Regions from separate parts of the Mus musculus genome. Here regions 1 and 2 are each linked to region 3. Evidence: chromatin loops called from intact Hi-C (ENCODE). Cell type or tissue: left cerebral cortex. All regions are shown on one strand.

The links. Peaks named below come from ENCODE experiments on the same cell type or tissue, not always from the same donor. Only the 100,000 strongest peaks of a DNase experiment are listed, where the experiment ranks them.
Region 1: a loop joins it to region 3, with 2.6 times the contacts of the local background. A loop is called at or near these places in 6 of 42 quality-filtered maps.
Region 2: a loop joins it to region 3, with 3 times the contacts of the local background. A loop is called at or near these places in 9 of 42 quality-filtered maps.

Annotation. Positions count from the first base shown.
Region 1 is chr11:44,533,273-44,537,272 of GRCm38, forward strand. The region is part of intron 3 of Rnf145 (ring finger protein 145); the gene reads left to right. Gm51891 (a long non-coding RNA gene) reads left to right here. Exons shown (of 2, transcript XR_003949666.1): 2 at 111-4,000. Among named protein-coding and RNA genes, the nearest start is that of Gm51891, 3.9 kb to the left of the region's middle. In left cerebral cortex, no CTCF peak of the experiment used is centred here; DNase peaks (open chromatin) are centred at 175 and 1,899.
Region 2 is chr11:44,558,992-44,562,991 of GRCm38, forward strand. It overlaps Rnf145 (ring finger protein 145), which reads left to right. Exons shown (of 11, transcript NM_028862.4): 9 at 981-1,128; 10 at 2,474-2,830. Among named protein-coding and RNA genes, the nearest start is that of 4930597A21Rik, 25 kb to the right of the region's middle. In left cerebral cortex, no CTCF peak of the experiment used is centred here; DNase peaks (open chromatin) are centred at 1,594, 3,631 and 3,983.
Region 3 is chr11:44,467,572-44,471,571 of GRCm38, forward strand. Ublcp1 (ubiquitin-like domain containing CTD phosphatase 1) reads right to left here and starts at 2,977. Exons shown (of 11, transcript NM_024475.5): 1 at 2,857-2,977. In left cerebral cortex, no CTCF peak of the experiment used is centred here; DNase peaks (open chromatin) are centred at 2,424, 2,992, 3,348 and 3,874; H3K4me3 peaks cover 2,098 bases; H3K27ac peaks cover 1,856 bases.

The sequences.
Region 1 (4,000 bases), 66 kb after region 3:
GTGACTAGACACCTCAGAGCCATGTAGTGCGTGCGTTTGTAGGTGGAAGGCTGGGTGGCTGGGTGATAGATACATTTAACTCTCCGGTTTCATAACTCACTGCTTCACAGTTGGCGTGCGCCAGAAAGACAAGACTTAGTGTCCTCACCTCAAGAGCCGGTGATGGCAATCTGACAGGACTGCCTGCGGTAAGAGGAAATGGGCTCTGAGTTTCTCAGCACAGTTCTGGCAGACAGTAAAGGCTTGTTAAAAGTTCCACTAACGTTCTGTTAAGCTGCACCATGGTTGTGTTTAGTGACGGTTTCTTGTGCTATTATGGTAAGCATTCCAGGGCACAGCCATGAGCCTGGCCTGTCAGAGAGGATAATCAAGAAAACCTCAAAATTCAAGGTCAAGCTATCCAAACTGCTATTTTTATTACAATCATAATCCTGGGTGGAAATCCTGGGCATTTCCATGTGGTTTAATGGTGTAGTGACAACCCAAAACATGAAATTCTGTCTTCCATTATTGCCTATCCACCCGTTTCTAAGTGGGGCAAAGTCCTTTTATGTAAGGAAAATGGGGGGACCTAGAACAGCTTCAAGGGCATAAAGAGAAGCCCATTTAGGGTGTGACCATTGGAACTGTTTAGTTTAGCATAAGGGTTTTATTTTAAATGGTTCATCATTAGAAAGCCAAAACATATAAAATACTAACAAAGAATTTGAATATTTTATAGTGGGCAAGAACAGTTTCCTGTCCCAGTTCATGTCACTTGAGGATCTGCAGAAGGAATTTCGGACAGGAGAACCTCAGGGAGGGGCGGCCCCTATTTGACTTTGCTTCTCCTAGGGAGGGACATGATCAATGGAAAGAGAATTGTAGCAGCAAGTTTGTCAGCTCAGTGAGTATGGTGCTGTAGCAAGCCTCTGCTTGGAAGGCATGGACAGTACCTGCTTTAGAGTGTTAATGTGGGATAACTTTTTTGTTTGTTTTGTTTTGTTTTGTTTTTTGTTTGTTTGTTTTCGAGACAGGTTTTCTCTGTAGCCCTGACTGTCCTGGAACTCACTTTGTGATAACTTTGAAGACAGGACGTATCCTAGTGTTTCCCATCACTAATTCACTGTCTTTCCTTTTCTTGTTAACGGTCAGCAAAGATGTACTGCCCTCGAATTATTTGTGACATGTCACATTTAACAAACACTGATGTTTGAACACACTGTATTTTAAGATACAAATGTTGATGTTTGTACTTCAAAAATAGTGACACATTAAAATTGCAGGTCACGTAATACTTTCCAATATTTATAATGTCCCCTTAATAACCAAATTTAACAATGCTTTTACATTTTGTTTCTCGTGGCTTCACACAAGGTTTACACAGCCCTTTACAGTCTCCAGTTCAGTTCAGTGTCTCTTAGTGCTTTTGCAGAGCTGTGTAAACTATGGTCACACTAGATATTAGAGTTTTCTAGTCCCTCCTAAGACAGTGCTTCCCAACTTTCCTCATGCTGTGACCCTTTAATATAGTTCCTCATGCTGTGATGACCCCAACCATAAAATTATTTTGTTACCACTTTACAACTAGTTTTGCTACTGTTATAAATTCTAATAGAAATATATGATATATAGGCTATTTGATATGCAACCCCTGTGAAAGGGTCATTTAACCCCTGAAGGGGTTGTGACCCAAAGGTTGAGAACCACTGCCCTAAGAGATCTTCATCCTCATTTCCCTTAAGTCCCTTGACCATTCCCAGGCTGCCATCTGCTCCCCTGCTCCCCGCAATGTAGTTGTCTATGTGAGCAGAGACCAAGGCACTGGGTATCCAGATCTAACACTCTGCCTTGAGTCGCTGAACCCATTGCTCAGCTAGGCTGGCCGGCTGGTGAGCTGGAAACGGCTTGTCTCCACCCCTGCGTTGCTAGGATTGCAAGACATGCACAGCCATGTCTACATTTTTATGTGGGTGTTGGAGATTCCAGTTTTGATCCTCAGGCTTTCGTGGCAAGTGATCTCATCTCCCTAGCCGTTGTTTTGTCTGTTTTTGATTAATTTATCTTGAACTGTACAAGCGTGGCCTTTGGTGCCGAGGTTTAAGACATTGGTTGATACTGAAGTATTTTGGCTGCTTTTCCTGATTCTTACCCATCCCTCTTTCCCGCCTCCCTTTTTTTTTTTGTTTGTTTGTTCTGTTTTTAAAGCAATGATGTGCATGCAACCTAGTGAGCTGTAGCCCCAGTACTTTTTCTGTCCAGTAATGCCCACTGGGTAGCTTTGGTGCAGTTTGTTCCCTGCTATGCACCCATGCATGGGCACTGAGGTAATGTCTGCTTTGAAGCTATTACACTGTGGACTTCTGGGTGCTGGCTTGTGTGCGGGTATACGTCTTTACTTCTCTTGGGCACTACCTACCTTGGAGCAGGATAACTAAACTGTACAGTCTCTATATTGAGCCTTTTGGGGAACTGTTTCTTTTTAAGTGACTCCACTGTCCTTCGATCCTGTCAGTCTCAGTTTCTCCTCACCCTTGCCAACAAACATTTCACTGTGGCATCTTCGCCACGCGTGTGAGGTGGCAGTTCCTTATTCTTTTTCTCTTGGCTAATGATGTTGAACATCTCTTCATTTACCAAGTGCAAATCTTATCTGGAAAAAATATTTACTCAGCCCCTTTGCCAGTTGCTTTGATTGGATTGTCGTTACTATTAGTGAGTCTGGAAAGCCTGTGTATGTTCTGGACACAGGGTCCCTACCAGATAGTTTACTAGATAAGCTGCCTCCTTCACTGCTATAAGAAGGCACAGTGTCTGGACTGGAGAGATGGCTGAGCCCCAAAGGGACATGACAGTGCAGTGCTCCTGGAGAGTCAGTATTTGGGCAGTTTCAATAATTAAATTGCTACTTCAGAAACTGGCCATGGAAGATATTTATTGATATTAATTTACCAAGTTGAAAATTTATCAACACTTGGAAAGCTGGGTTTCTGTCTTTTGTTGTGGTTGTAATTATTTATGTCATGCTGAAAATTATCTGTGAGTAAAATCTTGTTTGAAATTTAACTGTACACAGAGTTTGTAGTATAGGAGAGTTAAATATTTAAACCTCTGTGACTTCACTCAGTGCAATACAAATGCTTTAAAATCTTCCCATTTGTGTGTGTGTGTGTGTGTGTGTGTGTGTGTGTGTGAGACTATGATGTACATGTAGAGATCATATCACAACTTGGAAGTTGATCCTCTCTTTCCACCATCTGGATTCGAACTCAGATTGTCAAGCTTGGTGGCAAGCACCTTTCCCTAGGGAGGCATTCCAGCAGTCATGAGCGTAATAAAAAATATTTATTGGTAGTATTCTAGTTGAACTTGGTTAAAATTTTAAAATATTATCTTCCTTGATTTTTAAAAATTGTAGAACTCTGCTCTTCACATGCAGTGGTATAGTTGATATAAATCCCCAAATGATTACTGCTTTAAAGTGGAGACAGTCCAGAATGAAACCATATATGTTCTTGTGAGCTTATGGTCATGAATAATTACGTGTCTTTTGTCAAAAACAAAACCAAGCAAACAAAAAACCTGTTAAACTTTAGTATTTTTAACTCTTGATTTATGAATTAATATAACAATTTTACATATGCCCTTAATTAAGTTCCCACCAGGAAGGGCTTTCAAAAGAGGGAAAGTATATGAGTTTTATTCTGTCTGGATGGGCATGGAAGTTTGCTTTCAAATATAAAACAGTCCCAAGAATTTATATGTAAAATAGAAACAAATAGCTCGGACTCTACAGCGAGCTGTAGATCGGGGAGTCTCTGTTCTGGGAACCGAGCATTTTAGCCCTGTTCAATCTCTGTTGTAGTGACTGCACTTCTCCTCACTGGCTGCGGCAGCACCTCCTCCCGAGCAGTACCACAGCCAAAACATGTCCCCAGACATCACTGTGAGCCACCTGGGACCCCGGCTGCCCTTACGCAAAAGCTGCTGCTGGGGAGGGGTCCTCAAGTGGACCGTTGTC
Region 2 (4,000 bases), 91 kb after region 3:
CTATTTTGGTTCGTAGTTCATACAAGAGATCCCAGATAAAACTGGTTACAATTCACTGTCACCATTTTCCCCCCAGCTTTCCCTCATATTTTGATGGTTGGTTCTAGAATTTGGTTCTGAATTTGTTGCATGGAGGAAGTAGTCTCTTGGGAGGTAGAATTGTGAGAGCAGATTTGTGAGATAATTCTTAAATTAGCTTATAATTACAGCTGTTCAGCTTTGCTTGAGTGCCCCATAGTCCGCTTGGGCAAACCTTTCGTAACGTCCTCTGAGAAGGTACCGTGGCTGAAAAAGTCAGTTTCCTGTGCCTCCAGCTCCTGGCCGTGTGTCAGTCTCAGTGAGTGTAGTGAATCCCAGTTACTGGGGCTAGATTTCAAGTTGGCGGTTTCTCCATAAAGCCTGTCAGGTGGAGAGCCCGTGCACACTGCTACCTGCACTTGGCTATACTTCATATCTGCTGATTCTGAAAGTGTCTTTTAAAGAGTACATTAAGTAATTTTGCATATTGATGGGTGTGCTAGAACACTATAGAACGTTTATAAAAGCTGATGAGAAAGATCCCGATTGCTCCATAAGAACTGGTATGGTTCTGCATCCCTTCAGGGTGCTGTGTCAGGCTCACTTTTGGTCCTTCGCCACCAGAAGCTGACTCAGAGCCTTGCCTGAGGGTCTGGGCTATTGCTGGAGTTGGTGTCTCTGCTAGCATTACTTGTGGTTGGAGCAGCATTCGCTAAAGCAGGGTTCCCTCTTGGCTGTGGGAGGAAAACAAAAGTAGACCACTGGGTGCCCCGACCCTGTATGCTCCACCCTTAGTGGTTTATAGAAGGACACTGGTAGCTATAGTGAACGGAAAAGCCATGAGAAAACCTAACCCACCACAAGTGACTCCAGAACTAAGGAACCGCTGTTGTGCCCTCACCGCCGTGGTGAGGAATCAGTTTGTGAACGGCTTGACTGTAAGACTCTTGTGCCTTGTCCAGGAGTTTGTGGAAACACTTCCGTGCTGTGAGCCTCTGCTTGTTCCTCCTCGTGTTCCCTGCGTATATGGCCTACATGATTTGCCAGTTCTTCCACATGGACTTCTGGCTTCTCATCATCATCTCCAGCAGCATCCTTACCTCTCTCCAGGTGAGCCTCACAGTGACGCTGTGCCCCTGGTGGCCTGTGTTCTGAGATGAGTGAGTGGCTTCGGGCTCCTGCCACTCTGCGTTCTTTATTAGAGCATCCTGCATACTGATGAAGTGTGATATGAAAATGCGAAACTGTCATGTGGTCAAAACTGTCTTCATGATTGCAAGTATGAGACTTGCATGTCATGAAGATACTAGTTTTAGTAAACGTTACTTAACCCGGGTGGTGTTCCATTTGTGGTGATGACAAAAAGCCTTTGGCTTTACTTTTATTATGGTGAAAAAAGTATTTAGAATTAGCCATCTGGACTGAGTTTAGGTGATCCCAGTTTTGTTGGCAAAATCCACATCATCACAATCATGAGCCCGCTACACACGTGCCTTCTCCCTGTCCAGACTGAGCAGGGCGGAGGAGGTTTTCTCGGGCGGTTTGCTCTGGGGTTTGTTGGCCCTGACATCCACGGGTTGGCGGGGAACACAGTGCACTGTGCCTTCTTTAGTCTTCATGGCTGACTCCGCTCTGGCTCAGGGAGCTTAGTGGTGGCAGAGCACCCAAGCTTGTGCCTCCTGGGCAAGCTTTCTTTTCCAGGCTGTTGGGGTTGCCTTCCATCACTGCCTACTTTCTTGGCTGTGGGAGGGAGAGCCTAGAGGCCTCCTCCTTTATTTTTAAAGCCATCATGGCAAAAAGTGCACAAAGACAGGCAAAACAAAGCAAAGCAGCAACAACAGAAAATGTAATTAAGACTTGCACATGTTTGTTTGTTTGTTTTTTCAAAATGGTAACGTTCTTTTTTAAATTGCCAAAAAACCATAACACTGAAATATCTTAGAGCTTGTTTAGAATGGGCTTTTCAAAGTAAATGTCTACTCAAAATACCCTTGTAATATAAATCTATACAACTCACATATGCACATGCATGATGTGTGCCATAAACATACATAGCTAATGTATGTGCCACACAGACAGACATGTGTTTCATATGTATGAACAACATCACCAGGATGCAGCAAGCTTTTTTGCAGAGGTCTCTGCTGCCTGGCCAGTAAGAGGTGACAGGAAATGTGGTTCTGGAAACGATGCTTTCAGCCCTGTTCCTTGTAGAGGTGAAGTGTTTTGAGAGACAAGGACTGGACGGATGAGGAATGAGGAAGGTCGGGTGGGCCTGAGGAGACTGAACACTGCTTCTGAAGGTGCAGCGTCTGCTCTCTCAGTAACTGGTCACTGTCACCCACACACAGCCTTCAGTGGGTACCAAGAGTTCATGTGTTATTATTTTAAACTCAGGGAGAATGCTTTTCTTATGATCACATTTATCTTAATATACATACTCTTCCCTCCCCAGGTTCTGGGAACACTTTTTATTTACGTCTTATTTATGGTTGAGGAATTCCGCAAAGAGCCCGTGGAAAACATGGATGACGTCATCTACTACGTGAATGGCACTTATCGTCTGCTGGAGTTTGTTGTGGCCCTCTGTGTGGTGGCCTACGGCGTCTCAGAGACCATCTTTGGAGAGTGGACTGTGATGGGCTCCATGATCATCTTCATCCATTCCTACTACAACGTGTGGCTTCGTGCCCAGCTGGGCTGGAAGAGTTTCCTTCTGCGCAGGGACGCTGTGAATAAGATTAAGTCTCTCCCTGTCGCGACGCAGGAGCAGCTGGAGAAACACAACGACATCTGCGCCATCTGTTACCAGGTGACCTGCTCAGGGGGAGTCTGCTGATAGGTCAGGCGGGGTAGACCTCGGGGCCGCAGCATGCACCAGTCACAGTGTAAATTTCCGGGCACAATTAATCTCTGGATTGGAAAGGGATAATGGGGCTCATAGATTAGAGTAATAAAGCCCTGATATAAACATATCCATTTTAGTTCTAAGTTCAGTTTTAATATAGTCTTTCAAGTTCTAATTATTATTGTTTCCAACATTATTGCTCACCCATAAATAAAGGAAAAACAGGTTAGGTGTATTTTATATTATTACTGACTACACACACAGACACAGTGTTCATGTGTATGTGTGATTAAATATATCCTAGCAACCAGGAGTCAGCAACTTCAGAAAAGTGCTGTGCCAAGATTTTGACTCTTCTTAATATCTTCTGGGTGGGGAAGAAGCATCCAGACTTCATGGTGGGTGACAGAATGCTGCTCTCTATCAGAGACTTTCAGTCCTGTGGGGTTCGGAAAGTGGTGGTAGAAGCAGGCGGAAGGGTCCTATTGAGGGTAGACAGACTGCCTGCCATCCATACAGCTCTGGCCCCAGACCGAGATGATGGTTACCCTGTAGTACAAGTGAAAGATATGTCATCTTGGGAACATAGTGAGTTTGGTCCCCAGTCACCTGGGGACTGTCAGGGGGACTGAGTTGCAGCATTTAGCACTAAGCTGCACTCCTGGAGGTGTAGACAAAGTTACCTGGCAACAGCTGCAACCAGGCCCCGAGTAAACTCACTGGGAGTGTAGGCTGGTGGCAGCCAGCCATAGATAGTGGCAGTGTATATGCAGAAATGCTTTTAGGGCTGCATGGGAGTGCAGATGCTGTGGGTGGGTGTTTGTGTGTGTTTATAAAACTACCATGATTTCTCATAGCAACATAAAGCTTCCACTCTTTAAACGAGTTCTGAGAACACTTTTTGTATGTTAGTAACCCTTGAGTGCACTGAGAAGGAGTATGGCCCCGGGCCTGTCCCTGTCCCTGTCCATCCTTCTCTGTGCTCCTGAACTGGACTCTGTCTTTTGTAGCCTCACAGTCCTCAGGGCCACCCCGGGAAAACCAAGTTTGGCACAGTCAGCTTGTGCCACCCTCCTGCCATGTCTGCTCTCCTGGGTGGGGTCCGAGAGTCCTCTTTGTCGGTGTCACATCACT
Region 3 (4,000 bases):
AGGCAGTCCCAGATTATACACCACTATGTGTTTTATGTTTTATGAACTGACCAGATGTATGAAGATCATCTCATGTAATTAAAGTGTCTGATAAGAATATCCCTCTTTGCCATTACGAAAACAGCTACATCTGCAATAGTGTCTGGGTGTGGTGGTTGTTTATGGGATGGATCCCCAGGTAGGGAAGTCTCTGGATAGTCATTTCTTCCGTCTCTGCTTCGAACTTTGTCTCTGTAACTCCTTCCATAGGCATTTTGTTCCCCAGCTGACAGGAGCCTGATATACCTGTCTCCTGAGAGACTCTGCCAGTGCCTGACTAATATAGAAGTGGTTGCTCACAGCCATCCATTGGAAAGAGCACAGGGTCCCTAATGAAGGAGCTGAAGGGGTTTGCAGCCCCATAGGAGGAACAATGTTAACTAACCAGTACTCCCAGTGTTTCCTGGGATTAAACCACCAATCAAAGAAAACACGTGGTGGGACTCATGGCTCTAGCTGCATATGTAGCAGTGGATGGCCTAGTCAGTCATCAATAGGAGGAGAGGCCCTTGGTCCTGTGAAGGCTCTATGCCCCAGTATAGGGGAATGCCAGGGCCAGGAAGCGGGACTGGGTGGGTTGGTGAGCAGGGTAAGGGGATAGTTAATTTTTGGAGGGAAAACTAGGAAAGGGGAGAACATTTGGAATGTAAATAAAGAACATATCTAATTTTTAAAAAAGAAAAAGAAACAGCTACATAATCTACTCACATGCACAAAACTGGTGTTGGTTCCCTGACTAAATCTCACCACATCCTAAATCCAGTATGTCACAGCTGTCTAACTCAGAGTCCATCTACAGGAGTCAAAGCATCAAACTGTAGGGTTTTTTTTTTTTTAATGCGCTCATACAGATCCAACCACAGAAATGTTACATGGCAGCTGCTATTCTCCCTAACAACTAAACACAGGTTGCTTGTCCCATTAAGCTGTCAACACTTATAACCTCACTTCCTTCATAGGTCAGAGCACTGAGTTCCCGAATCTCAGAGCACTGGCGTTTTTTTGCAGCGCTTTCGCGTGGGTGATGAAGTATTTGATCATGTGATCGTAAGCATCACAACCAATTCTGAGAGAAGGTAAATTTTAATTAACAATCTGCAAAGACTTAATGTAGAAATCTATTACTGTGCTTCGAAAAGCGTACCAAATCCATATTCACATTGGCTTCCCTGTCCGTTTCCCTTTAGAGTCCCACTTAGACCTACTTACTCATATGTTAATGTTCTGCAGAAAACCTGCAAGCATGCTAACTTAGGGCAACGATGCCACGTTAGGCAGAATCTGCCCTAAGAAGTTTTATGACCTTGGCTAAAAAGGCATGTGGGTCAATTTGAAATCTGTAAGACACAGAAACAGGAATGATTGTTCGTAAGAGCTAGGAAGGCTTCTAGCTGTGCTGAGCTGAGCTGAGCTGAGCTGAGCTGAGCTGAGCTAACCGGTGCTTGGACGGGCAGGGTAGTCTGGAGACCATGAGAGTTTTTTGACCAGTGGTTCTCAACCAATACCACTGACTTAAATTTGATGAAGACTTCTTGGAAGTATCATCAGAATAAGGAAAGAGACCTAACAATGTCCACTTTAACCAGTCTTTTTCTACCACCTCTGAGGTGGTAGAGGCTGAGCATGCTACTCCTCTAGGCTCTTCTGTTACCGGCTTTAGAAAAACCTGCCAATGGCATGGGCCCCATGCACTTAACAACAGGCACTACTTCATAAAGAACTTGTGCTACAAATGGTAAAGACAAGTTGTCAAATGCCCCAAGACTCTGGGCATAGAAAAAAAAAAAAGGTTATACAAACCTTTCCAGCTTAAGTTCTTAAAACTTTTTTTAATTTTTGAATCTCATTTCATCACTACTGAGAATCATGCAGGACAAAAAAAGCATGGGCATTTTTATACTTTCTCATACAATGCTAATGGTTTATCACATTTGTCCCCCAAATTGGGGGGTGGGAGTGGGTGGTGATGGCGATCCAACTCAAAGAGGACATTTTTATGGGATATGTAATCAACGTATGTTTATACTGGAGTTCTGCCTAACATCCTGTGTTGGGTTTGCCTAGTCTCTTACCTCTCTAGCCCTCAGCCTTCCAAACCCAGAGATGAGTCAGTTCACATGTATGTGTTTTGATAAGCGCTAACACCTGACAGCATTTGATAAGCCGCGAGGAGCTAGGAGAACGGTAGCAGTGAGGGCTGAGCACGTTAACTATCGCTATCTTAATCTTCACAATCCTGGACTAACAAGCGACCTCACTGTACAGATTAGAAACCTGCAAAATAAGTCACAGCGACTCTCGCCCAACACCGCATCACGAAAAGCAGCCAACGGCGGCAATTTCAAAAGTGACAGTGTGAACTTTTCATCCAGCCCGGCAAGAGTGAGCGTGCGGTGCTGGGCCGCGGGCCCTGGCGCCGGCCCGCAGGAGCCGCGCGGGGTGCAGCCCGGACTGCCCCGGGAGTATCCCAAGACAGGCAGAGTCTCAGAAACAAGCTGCCTCGGACGCCTTCGACAACCCGCGTGAGGGGAGGACAAGACAGACCCTGCAGGAGCGGGGGACGAGGCCCGCGGACGCAGAACATTCTGGGACGTGGGAAGCCTTGGGGTCAGGTGAGAAGGCCGGATGCGAAGGCTGCGGCCACGACCCGCAGTGCGCCGGGACAGGGGCCTCTGGGGGCCAGGCGGGACAGCTGCAGTCCCAGCCCACCCGGACCGCAGCGAGACAAACCACGGGGCGCATGCAGTTCAGTGGCATCCCCCGGCCGCAGCGTCGCCTTCACAGGCAGGCGCGCCGGAGAACCCCGCGTCCTCTCACCTGGAGCGCGGCGGAACCAGCTACAGCGGACGAAAAAGCCGGCCGCAGCGGAACCTAAGGAGACCGGAAGCGAGGGGCGGGACCGGAACCGGCGGGCGGACCGGAAAGTGTGGTTGAGACCGGAAATGTGTTGTAGGGGAGGGGGAAATGCGGCTGCCGCTTGTTTGGTTTCTCCTCCGATGTGACGCCTGCGGAGCCCAGGCCGGCCGAGTGTTTTCCAGACTTTGACCTCTGTGAAAGAGACCCCTCCCGGTTCTTGGTGGCCGCCGCCGGCTGTTCTGCGCATGCTCCGGCCCGGTGGCGACTTTTTTTTTTTTTCCACCAGAGCTGAGCTTTGCGGAGCCCTGTGACTCCTGTGGCAGTGTCGCGTTCCGAATGAAGCCGACCTTTGAGGACTGAAGAGGAGACTTTTCTAGAGACGCAAGGAGCCAGGAATATAATTTGCCCACTCCAGGGGAAAGCCGGCCAAAGTGATCCAAACACTCATGGAACAAATATCCGTGTGACAACGGTGTTCCAGATCTGTGTGTCGGTCGGCTCCACCCACTCGTGCTTGCTTTGCCTCCTTAAATGCAAGGAAAGCTAGTTCTCTTTACAGAAGAATGCCATGCTTTCATAGAAATAAATGCTGCAGCGTTCGAAGTCACTCGGAGAGACCGGAGACTCCGTTTAAATTATAGTTATCCGAGTTTTTCTTCTTAAGCAGCCGCTCTCTTTAGTTCCTGTGAGCTAAAACAGGAAAGGGGCTTTTAAGGGCAGTTACAATTACTTCATTTCTGTGGGATTGACAGCTATGTGAGGAACTGCCTCACCCCCACCCCCCACCCCCTGTGCGTAATGATGAGCGGAGTTCGCAGAAATCAGAGCCAGCAGTTAATCATTTCATAGCAGTTTTCCAATTCATGGGGAAGGGGCAAGGAGTCAGAGTTGCTAGGAACTTATCTTTTCGGAATTTAGAATGGGTGCCTCACATAAAGTGGAGTTTTTCTTAGCTATCAAAGCAGTCTCCATTTGAACCCCTGGAGGCGGCTCTTGCCTGTAATCCCAGCTGAGGCAGTAGGATAGTGCATAAATTTGAAGCCAGCCTGGGCATAGGGAATTCTAGTTCCAGCCCTGGGATACAGACTGAAACTCTGACTCAGAC